Regions from separate parts of the Homo sapiens genome. Here region 2 is linked to region 1. The links are chromatin loops, found by intact Hi-C in ENCODE. Cell type or tissue: Calu3. All regions are shown on one strand. Region 1 overlaps NEO1 (neogenin 1). Region 2 overlaps REC114 (REC114 meiotic recombination protein).

Evidence for each region. Hi-C counts contacts between places; a loop is a spot of excess contacts. Peaks named below come from ENCODE experiments on the same cell type or tissue, not always from the same donor. Only the 100,000 strongest peaks of a DNase experiment are listed, where the experiment ranks them.
Region 2: a loop joins it to region 1, with 4 times the contacts of the local background. A loop is called at or near these places in 27 of 110 quality-filtered maps.

What each region holds. Positions count from the first base shown.
Region 1 is chr15:73,304,027-73,309,026 of GRCh38, reverse strand. NEO1 (neogenin 1) reads right to left here. Exons shown (of 29, transcript NM_002499.4): 29 at 3,822-5,000. Among named protein-coding and RNA genes, the nearest start is that of MIR12135, 6.6 kb to the right of the region's middle. In Calu3, a CTCF peak has its summit at 2,888; a DNase peak (open chromatin) is centred at 2,916.
Region 2 is chr15:73,536,393-73,541,392 of GRCh38, reverse strand. It overlaps REC114 (REC114 meiotic recombination protein), which reads right to left. Exons shown (of 6, transcript NM_001042367.2): 3 at 825-908. Among named protein-coding and RNA genes, the nearest start is that of NPTN-IT1, 31 kb to the left of the region's middle. In Calu3, no CTCF peak of the experiment used is centred here; a DNase peak (open chromatin) is centred at 2,012.

The sequences.
Region 1 (5,000 bases):
GGGCCATGATGTATTAGTTACCTGATTTCAAGTCCATCTGCCTCACGAGGCAAGTTCATTTAGTGAAGACCTATGGTGTGCTGGGTGCTCGGGTGGAGAATCCAAGCACAGCTGCTTTCCTTAGCGAGGTCACAGTGTATTGGCGGAGACAGAAACGTGAACAAGAATGATCAGGGGACTGGATGGTTAGGCTGGGCCTTCAAAGATGAATAGATATGACCAGACAGAGAAAGCCAGTGGTCAGGGTAGGGGATAGAGAGAAATTGAGGCAGAGGAAACAGTAGAGGCCAGACATCACGGCTTATTCTGCAAGTGTAAATTGCTGTCAATGGTTAGGGCCAAATTCGGGTGAAGGGGCAGGTTAGTGGGAAATAAAAGGGACGAGGCAGACAGGGCCACACTGGAGTCTCTACCGTAGGGCAGGTGCTGGAGCTCTCATCGCACAGTGCTGAGCAGCGGGGAAGCATCAGATTTGCGTTAGAAGCAGCACCTGAACACTTGTGTGGAGGATCGCTCCCTGATTGCTGGTGAGACTCAGGCAGGGGGCTTAATTAGTAGTTTGCCTACCAGACAGCAAAGAGCTACTCTGGGGGACCTCTGAGAGGTAAGAGCTGGCAGGATTTGCTGAGCAATGTGCTGTGGTGTTGAGGGAAGAATTTAGAATGGCTCCCAGATTTCTCCTTTGGGCAACCGGGTCCACAGAAGGCAGACCCCATTAGCAAGGGGCTGACACCTAGTAACAGGGTGATGAGGCTTTGCTCCAGGACCCCGAGGAGGGAGAAATTGTAAACTGATGGCAACTCAGACACAAGCTGAGGTCAGTCTGCCTCTTAAAATCTGGATTAGGCTGATTGGAACCCACATTTCTTGACCTGTGTCCCCCTTTGCCCCCTGGACTTCTGAGAGTTCTCAGGTTTAGATTCTTATGGTCACTTCTGGCCCTCAGCTCCTGCTTCTAGCGAACCAATTCCATTCATGGGTCACCCGTGCCATGCCAGACTCATGGCCTGCCCACCGCCATGTTGGCCCAGATGCTGTTTTCTTCACTGGGGGAGTGTCCAGTAACACATTCAAGGCCATGTGCACACAGCAGATGTTACATGAGATTTGGGGAGCTGGAGGGGGTTCACTCCATAGAAGTGCAAATAGGGCAAGATCTTCTCATTTGGCCGGGCGCGGTGGTCCACGCTTGTAATCCCAGAATTTTGGGAGGCCGAGGCAGGTGGATCACGAGGTCAGGAGTTCGAGACCAGCCTGTTCAATATGGTGAAACCCTGTCTCTACTAAAAAATACAAAAATTAGCTGGGCATGGTGGCGGGTGCCTGTAGTCCCAGCTACTCTGGAGGCTGAGGCTGGAGAATCGCTTGAACCTGGGAATCGGAGGTTGCAGTGAGCCGAGATCACGCCATTGCACTCCAGCCTGGGTGACAGAGTGAGACTCTGACTCAAAAACAACAAAACAAACAAACAAACAAAAAGATCTTCCCATTTAAGAAAGGTCTTTGAACACCTTGAGGCCAGCCAGTTCCCACTGGGGTGCTTTCCCACAGAGCCCCTCATTCTTGCACCATCTTGTTGATTATACCGGTTGCGTGTCCCCTCCACCCCTAATTATTTCAGGAAATCCCGAATTATTCTTGTGCTATAGTGCAGCAGGTACTCCCACCAACCTTTTGGAGCTCAGCTTTAGGTCCCTTTCATTTTACAAACCAAGTTCCTAATTGAGGAAAAGGGTGTCTTGAGATGAATATCATCCACCATGCTTAGAGGGTAGTGGTAGTTTTAAGTAGCACTTTTCCAACATTATGTACATTTACAAGATTATTAAAAACAAGTATTATTTTCTCTCAACTACTGTCTCCTACCTCTTCCTCCTGCACCCCTGGTGAACTCCCTCCTTTGGTAGCTGGGAACCCTAGGTTAAGAATCGGGTACCTGCTGTCTGGGGTTCTGTCTGTGGTTAGCAGTGGTTCCTCTTGGCTCCCTGGTTCTCCAATCCCTGCCCATGGCCCTGTCATCATCAATTTGATGGCTTGCTTATTGCTTGTCTCCAGTCTCTCCTGATGGTTCTCCCCACTTCTGGCAGGAAGGTGGCTGCAATTGGGAGAGGTTGATGGATGGGGCAGGAATGGGGTAGGGGAAGAGGTGTTTCTTCTTCGTATACACCCTTGTCCATATGCTCATCTTAGAACAAATCTGCAAGATATTCTTGTGTTAGTTCCCAGCTTGAAGTTGGTCATGAGGCAGCACCATTGTTTCTTTTTCTTTTTTTTTTTTTTTTTTGAGATGGAGTTTCACTCTTGCCCAGGCTGGAGTGCAATGGCATGGTCTCTGCTCACTGCAACGTCCGTCTCCCAGGTTCAAACGATTCTCCTGCCTCAGCCTCCCAAGTAGCTGGGATTATAGGCGCCCGCCACCATGCCTGGCTAATTTTTGTATTTTTAGTAGAGACAGAGTTTCACTATGTTGGCCAGGCTGGTCAAGAACTCCTGATCTCAGGTGATCCGCCTGCCTCTGCCTCCCAAAGTGCTGGGATTACAGGCGTGAGCCACTGGGCCCAGTCCAGCATCGTTTCTCATGACTGTCATCTTTCATCTTTCACGTTTACCCCAGGAGGCCAAACGGCCATGGCTGCTGAAATGGGAGTGTTCTAGCACCAGAACACTGGGGACCTACTAGGATCCCTGCCAGGAGGGGGCTTCTTGTGCGCGTGTGTGAAGCCTTTCAGCACGCTCCAGGGCATGAGTCCTCGTGACTGTTTGTCTATCCATCCAAGAGACAAGCATCTGCTATTGTCAGAAACTGCCCCTGGCATTAGACATTCAGAAAGGAGTGAGAAATAATCTTGTCCCCACTGAGCCCACAGGGCCCAGGAAAAGACTCAAACAAATCATGGTAATATGTGCCAAGAGCTCCACCTAGGGACGCACAGGAGGGATAGTAGCAGCAGACGCCCGGCACTTAAGACAGAATGGCAGTAAAGAGGACACTCCAGGCAGACTGAGAATGGCCTCACTGGTAGCTTTCTGTGGCCACACCCCTGGTACACAAGGCAACATTAGTCTGGACCTGGAGGCTGTGGCAGACAAGCACCAACCTGCAGCTATGGGAGCATGGACTTCATCCTGAGCCCAGTGGAGTGTGGCTAATGGGAAGGACGGGATTTGGGCTTCCTAAAGTACACTCTAGCCACAGAGCAGATGAACAGTGGGGCAAAGGGAGCAGTGAGGACACTGTGCTCTGTGTTTAGCCCTCATTCTATTATTGCAAGCTCAGGCCTCTGGCTGCTGAGGTCCCCTATTCCCTGGCCCAGACTCTGGGACACCACGAGGAATCTTACACAGTGAACACAGTAAGGTGAGGCAGCCTGGGGCAAGCGGGCATCCCAGGAGACATCTGCTCCAGCTTCAGGTCCCTATGAGTGGTGGGGCTGGGAGTGGGGAGGCCAGGCCCCACGTGGACAGTCAGTCTGCCCTAACAGAATGCGCTGCCGCGGCAGGGACATGGCCTGCACTCCATTCAGGGACGGCTGCCAGGGGCCCCCTCTGATTCCTCAGGCTGCTCAGTCCCTGCAGGGCAGCAACAGGGGGATGGGAACAGGGACAAGACTCATTTTTGGTACTGGTGGACGGTCCAAACACCTCCTGCAGCCTCCTGGCTCACCTGCCACCCTTCCCTGAGTCTCCTCATAGACTACTGGCTTTACAGTTGTGAAGGCAACCGTGAAGTCAGTTAGAGGCTGGGAAGCAGGGGGCCCCAAAGTTGTTGTTATTTTTTTTTTTTAAGGACAAAGGAAAATAACTCTTTGACCAGACCAGAGTTTGATTGGATTAAAAAAGTGTATTGGATTTCCAATACTAAATAAAAACATGAAATCGTTTTTAAAAAGCCATAGAGTTTACAGCATCAACTACAGAAAAGGCCAAACAAGTGTGTACAGACGCCAGTCCCAGCAGCCCTCTGGGCCCCTCCCACAGGCAGTGCGGCGACAGACACAGGTGTTCCAAATCCCCCCGAGGAAGCTGCTGAGCGGCAGCTCAACCAGGACACTACAGGACACACAATGGTTTAGTTTCGAAAATCACAGGAAAATGTAAGAAAATGTATTAAATTGTGAAAAGGTGCAATACAGAATAGCTTTCCTTTTTCTTAATTTTTTAAAAAACCCCCAACTTTGAACAGTTATTTTATTTAAAAATAGGCCCCTCCCCCACCCGCCCCAATTCTGTGGCAGTATCCAGGTACCAAGGCCCTGAGGTAACAGAAGCAGTCAGGGTTTGTGGGAGGAAATGCCCCAAATACTGAGCATGTTCTTTGGGCAAAAGGTAGTTTCTGGGGAATCTGGCCCTCCTGGTGGCCAGAGTGCTGGGACAGCTCTCTTCAGGATCAGTTTAAGTGCACTGGTTTTCCAGAATCCCGCCTGGCACCCCCATGTGACCAGCGAGCTCGGCAGCAGCAGTTCCTGCATTGCACCTTTCATTGCCCCCCAAATCATAAATACAAAGAGTTCATCTTGTAAAAAAGCAAGTATGTGACAAGATCAAACATGGCAAATCCCCAAGTTCAAAGGCAGGTGGCCTGGGGTACCCACTGGTGGTTTCAGCAGCTGATCTCTTCTTGGCTATAGAACTGAAGCCCGATTTACTGTCTACACTGCCTTCCACGCTGTCTTCTGGGGATCTGTTGGGGAGTAGGGGAAGATGCCTGAGCGTCAGTCGTGTGTTTTCCATTATATATTCTTAATATTAAAAAACCACACACCTCAGCTCCTTACCTTTTTAGGAAAAAGAACCCAAGAACTATGTGCAAAGGCAATGGCTTCCATGTGTGGCTGAGCGGCTGGGTTCACCTCAGACAACTCCTGTGGCTTCATTCTCATCAGGGCTTAGCTGAGCTGCTGGGATGGGGGGGGTGGGCAGCTGTTTCCGCTGTCCCTGCCCTTGTTACTTGAAAAATAATATTCAGAAAGATGTGTGGAAGCCTCAGGGGGCACTGCAGC
Region 2 (5,000 bases), 230 kb before region 1:
TGATGAGCATAAACATTTGAGATGTCAGAAACAACTGAAATGTGATATGAAAGTATCTGTGATTTCCATTAGTGAGAAGGTCTAAAACTACTGTGGTCTGCTGGCCTTACATTCATAGTGGAAGGAAATGATACATTTCAATTAGAGGTCAGTGAAAATCCATGGAAGTTCATGGACCCCCTGAATTCTATGGAGACTCTGGGGTCTGTGTACCCCAGGTTAATACCCCTCCACTAGATAATCGTCTAACTCTCAGAGTCTGAGTCCCTCAAAAATTAGTATCTTTCACTTAAATTTCAATATTATCTACTCCATGAATGTTAACAGATTGGTTTTCATAGTTATTTTTGAAGGAAAATGATCCAGGTGATTAATATGACTGTTTCTTTGATGAAGATCATTCTTTACACTTAATACAGCTAGAAAGCAAGTAAAAGGGAAATTTTTTAATATTAAAAAGAAAAAATGAAAATACATATTCACTGAATCATTTGAAGGTATACACCTTTTTAAACATCCAAATCGCAAGACAAATGATGTACTCCACTTCCAATTTGTGCTTGGGGGATAGAGAATGGCTGCACAGCTCCATCAGACGCATACTGAGAAATCCATCAGAGCCTGACTCCTTAGCAATGTCCTCCTGCTAATGAGGCTTCTGCCTCTCTACGGTCCTTGTTTCATGTTTTTCTCATAGTACAAACCTTTCTTAAACATTTGTATTCTTCCCAGTACCCGTCACCTACCAAGAGATGCCCCCAAATACCTCCCCAACATACACACATAGAAGATGAGAAGAGTGTGATCATTAGCTTAAATCTTGCCTTTATCGTTGTTCCAAACAACAGACAATCCACGCGTCTTACAATCTTCAACCAGTCCTTGCTACCAATGAGTGAAAACCCTTCCTGAAACAAAATTAGGCAAAAATTAGCAACAGAAACAAAAATATGAAGAATAGCTATGGCTGCAGCTACTTCCTGTTAGAAAGTTGTATATTTGTTTATTGTGTAACTCAAACATAGTAGCAATGACTCAATAAAACCAGTTGCCAAGGATGACCCTTATACTAAGTCCTCAATGTCCTGGTGCTTTTCCTGCATGAGGAACGTAAGACAACTTTTTTTTCTTAATCTTTTTATGTTGAAAATCAATACAATACTAAAGATAGTTAAGTGTCCATAGTCATATTTGATATAAAATGCCTTTCTATGCCTCTAGGATTTGCCAAAATATTTTATATTCCCCCAAATCAAGGGTTCCATTATACTGATTTATTAACTTATCTGGCACGTCTCTAACTCCATAGTAAGAATTCTCTTCATAAGAATCTTATTTTCATATTCCTATGAATGGAAAATTTAAAGCAGTTTTCTTTTGGATACTGAATGTTTACTTCTTCATTTCCATCTGAAAAAACAAAAAAAGGCAAAGAGGGCAGTAGAGGGCACACAAGTCTCAAATGAGGGACAACAGTTGGATCCATAAAGTGAAAAGATAAACTTTCTCTGCCATTTACTAATAAAGTCAGTGGAATGAACTATCTGATGATTATGGCAGCTCTTAAGCGCCAGTTATGTTGTCACTGGTTTCCTCAGTTAAGCAACCCATTGAGTTAGAATATGTTTAGCATACAGTAAAACCAATCCAGGAGATTAACTGACAATATGCAAAAATTGCATGGAAACTGCCAGTCTACCCTTAAATGTTAGTCCACCACAGCCAGGGAAGGCTGCTGGAGTAATCTGAGAAATCCCCAACTCTTAAAAAAACAGAAGAAAATGTAGTCCCTTATCCATTTGAACCCTCACAAAATCCCTCTGCCTAAATCTCAGTATGGTGAAAGTTGCAACTTTCATAGAAATTTACAACCTGGGAAACAGTGAGGGTTAATTCTTTGATGCTTTCCTTAAAAAAAAAAAAAAAAAAAAAAAAGTAGCCGGGCGTGGTGGCAGGTGCCTGTAGTCCTAGCTACTCCAGAGGCTGACGCAGGAGAATGGCATGAACCCAGGAGGCGGAGGTTGCAGTGAGCCGAGATTGCGCCACTGCACTCCAGTCTGGGGGACAGAGTGAGATTCCGTCTCAAAAAAAAAAAAAAAAAAAAAAAAAATCAGTTCTGAAATGCTACCTCTAAGCATTTTATCAATAGGTTTTTTTTCCAAATGGAAAGAGAAGTTAGACAAACCATTTATGATTTCTTCTTAAAACCCTCTCAGAATTAGCAAAAAGAAATGTTGATTATTACATCCAAAAATACAGTTAATTGTAGTTTCAAGTGGCAATGTATGAGGAAACTGGCACTCACACACATTGCTGGTGGGAGTGCAAATTGGTACAATGCTTACGGAGGGCAATTTGGCAATATCAAAATTACAAATGTATTTACATTTGGACCCAGCAATCCCAATGCCGGGAATTCATTTTACAGATCAACCTGCCCATGTATGAAGTGATGCATGGAGAAGGGTAAGCATTTCTGCTTTTTTTTTTTTTTAAACATAAGATTGGAAACAACTCAGGTATGCATCAAAGGTGGATTGGTTAAGTAAATTGTGGTACTCTATACAATGGAATACTATACAGGTGTAAAAAGTAGTAAATGTTATGTATCAGCACTGTCCAGTAGAAATAGAATTTGAGCCAGGTGCGGTGGCTCACGCCTGTAATTCCAGCACTTTGGGAGGCCGAGGCAGGCGGATCACGAGGTCAGAGATCGAGACCATCTTGGCTAACACAGAGAAACCCTGTCTCTAGTAAAAATACAAAAAATTAGCTGGGTGCGGTGGCGGGTGCCTGTAGTCCCAGCTACTCAGGAGGCTGAGGTAGGAGAAAGGCGTGAACCCGGGAGGCAAAGCTTGCAGTGAGCCAAGATAGCGCCACTGCAGTCTGGCCTGGGCGAAAGAGCAAGCCTCTGTCTCAAAAAAAAAAAAAAAAAAAGAAATAGAATTTGAGCCACATATGTAATTTAAAGTTCTCTAGTATCACTTTTAAAAAAAGATAAATTGGCAGAATTGGTTTTAATATTTTATTTAGCCAACTATATCAAAAAACACTGAACAAATTGATGACTAGATTGTAAATGATGTAAAACATTAATGAGACAGTTTGCATTTTTTTTATACTGTCTTTGAAATCCAGTGTGTGTTTTACACTTATACCACATCTCAATTTGGATGTTGGATTTTCAATAGTTAAAGTGAAATGTAGTCCTACTAAAACAATAAAGTTGAGATTAATAGGAAAATATTGTTCACTGCTTTCATTTTTTAAATCTAAATTTAAATTAAATTAAATTTAAAATTCCATTTTTAGTTGCACCTGCCACATTTCAAGTGCTCCACAGCCACATATGACTCCTACTGATCTTGGACAGTGCAGCTCTATATAAACTGAACTCTAACACGTATTGTTAGGCAAAAAAGCAAGCTACATAACAATGTCCATCATATGCTACTTTTTTAATAAGAGAGAACATAACAATGTATATTCTTTACATAAAGAACTAGAGGACTAATACACAAGAGGCTAATAAAAATATTATCTGCAGGGAGTGAAGGCGAACAGTGCAGATGTGGCAGGGGTGGGAATAAAAGCTTTCTCTATGCCTTTTTACATTGCTCTGATTTTTGAGCTGTGTAAGCTTCTTATGCATGTATGAGAAAATTTGTGCAAACATTTGTGCTGGACAACATTATTGTTTAATGTTATGCTTAATGCTTATGCATAATGCTTAAATTTGTGGACAACACTGTGCTTATAGTTAACAATACTGTACTGATCACTTAAAATGAGGGTAAATTTCATGTCGCATGTTTTTTACCACAATTTTAAAAAGGCATGAAACAGCATAGCCTGTCTGGGAACCTGCAAGGAGACCACTGTCGCTGGAGTTGATTCAGGGGGGGATACCCACTACAATATGGCATGAACTCAAGGAAGAGGCAGAAGCAGGACCTGAGAAGGGGTGTGCCCTTCCTCCTCAACAGCAACTCTTAGTTGAGCTGCTTTATGGCTCTTCATCGATTTGTTCAAACCATTTTGCCATGGAGTTTCCTATATCTCTTCTGCCTCTTCCCCCTAATTTTTTTGCCTAATTAACCTCTGATCATTGTTCACTTCTTGCCTAGTCTCTCAACTAGGTGACTCTGTTGTACTTTCCCTCAACATTCCACTTTCTCTCATAGCATTTATCATTGTGTCTGTGTGTTTGTAGTGATTTCCTTAATGTCTATTTTTTCACTAGACTATAAGCCCCAAGAGGGAAGGGGCTAAGTTCGTTTTGCTCGCTAATGAATATATAGCACCTATTATAGTGCTTAACACTAGAAGGTGCTTCAATAAGTTTATTGAGTGAATAAATGAAACACTTTATTACAATTAATTAAAAGACTATCTATTGGGTACTATGCTCACTACCTGGGTGATGGGATCATTTGTATCCCAAACCTCAGCATCACACAATATATTCAGGTAACAAACCTGCACATGTACCCCTGAATCTAAAATGAAAATTGAAATTATTTTTAAAAATTAATTAGACTATTTCATGCCAGGACCAGTATCATTTCTTGGGAGCAGTGATGACCACAAATCTATTACCTATCCAATGATATAGAACATCTTACTTTTATTTGACTTATGCTAATGTTCAAAATTCAGAAAGAGTTCTTTCCTCCTAATGCTGAGATTTAGTAAAGAAGCCTGTGTGTCTAACCACTTGCCATACATAAATTTCAATAACTGATCTGCCTTGCTGTGAAAATCCACCTGTTTGAATCTCTTTTAAGGCTTATCCATCTAGAGAATTCAGTTTGGCTCAACTGATAGCTTCTCTGTAGCTTTTCCTGACTTTCTCACAATTAAGTGACCTGCTCTGTGTTCTCATAGCATGCTGTGCTTACTGCCATTAAACATGCGGTTAACATCACTGAGCTCCTACCACAGCTGGCCACTGTGCTAGGGGTTAAAATATAAGACACAGAATCTGTCCAAGAGGAGGG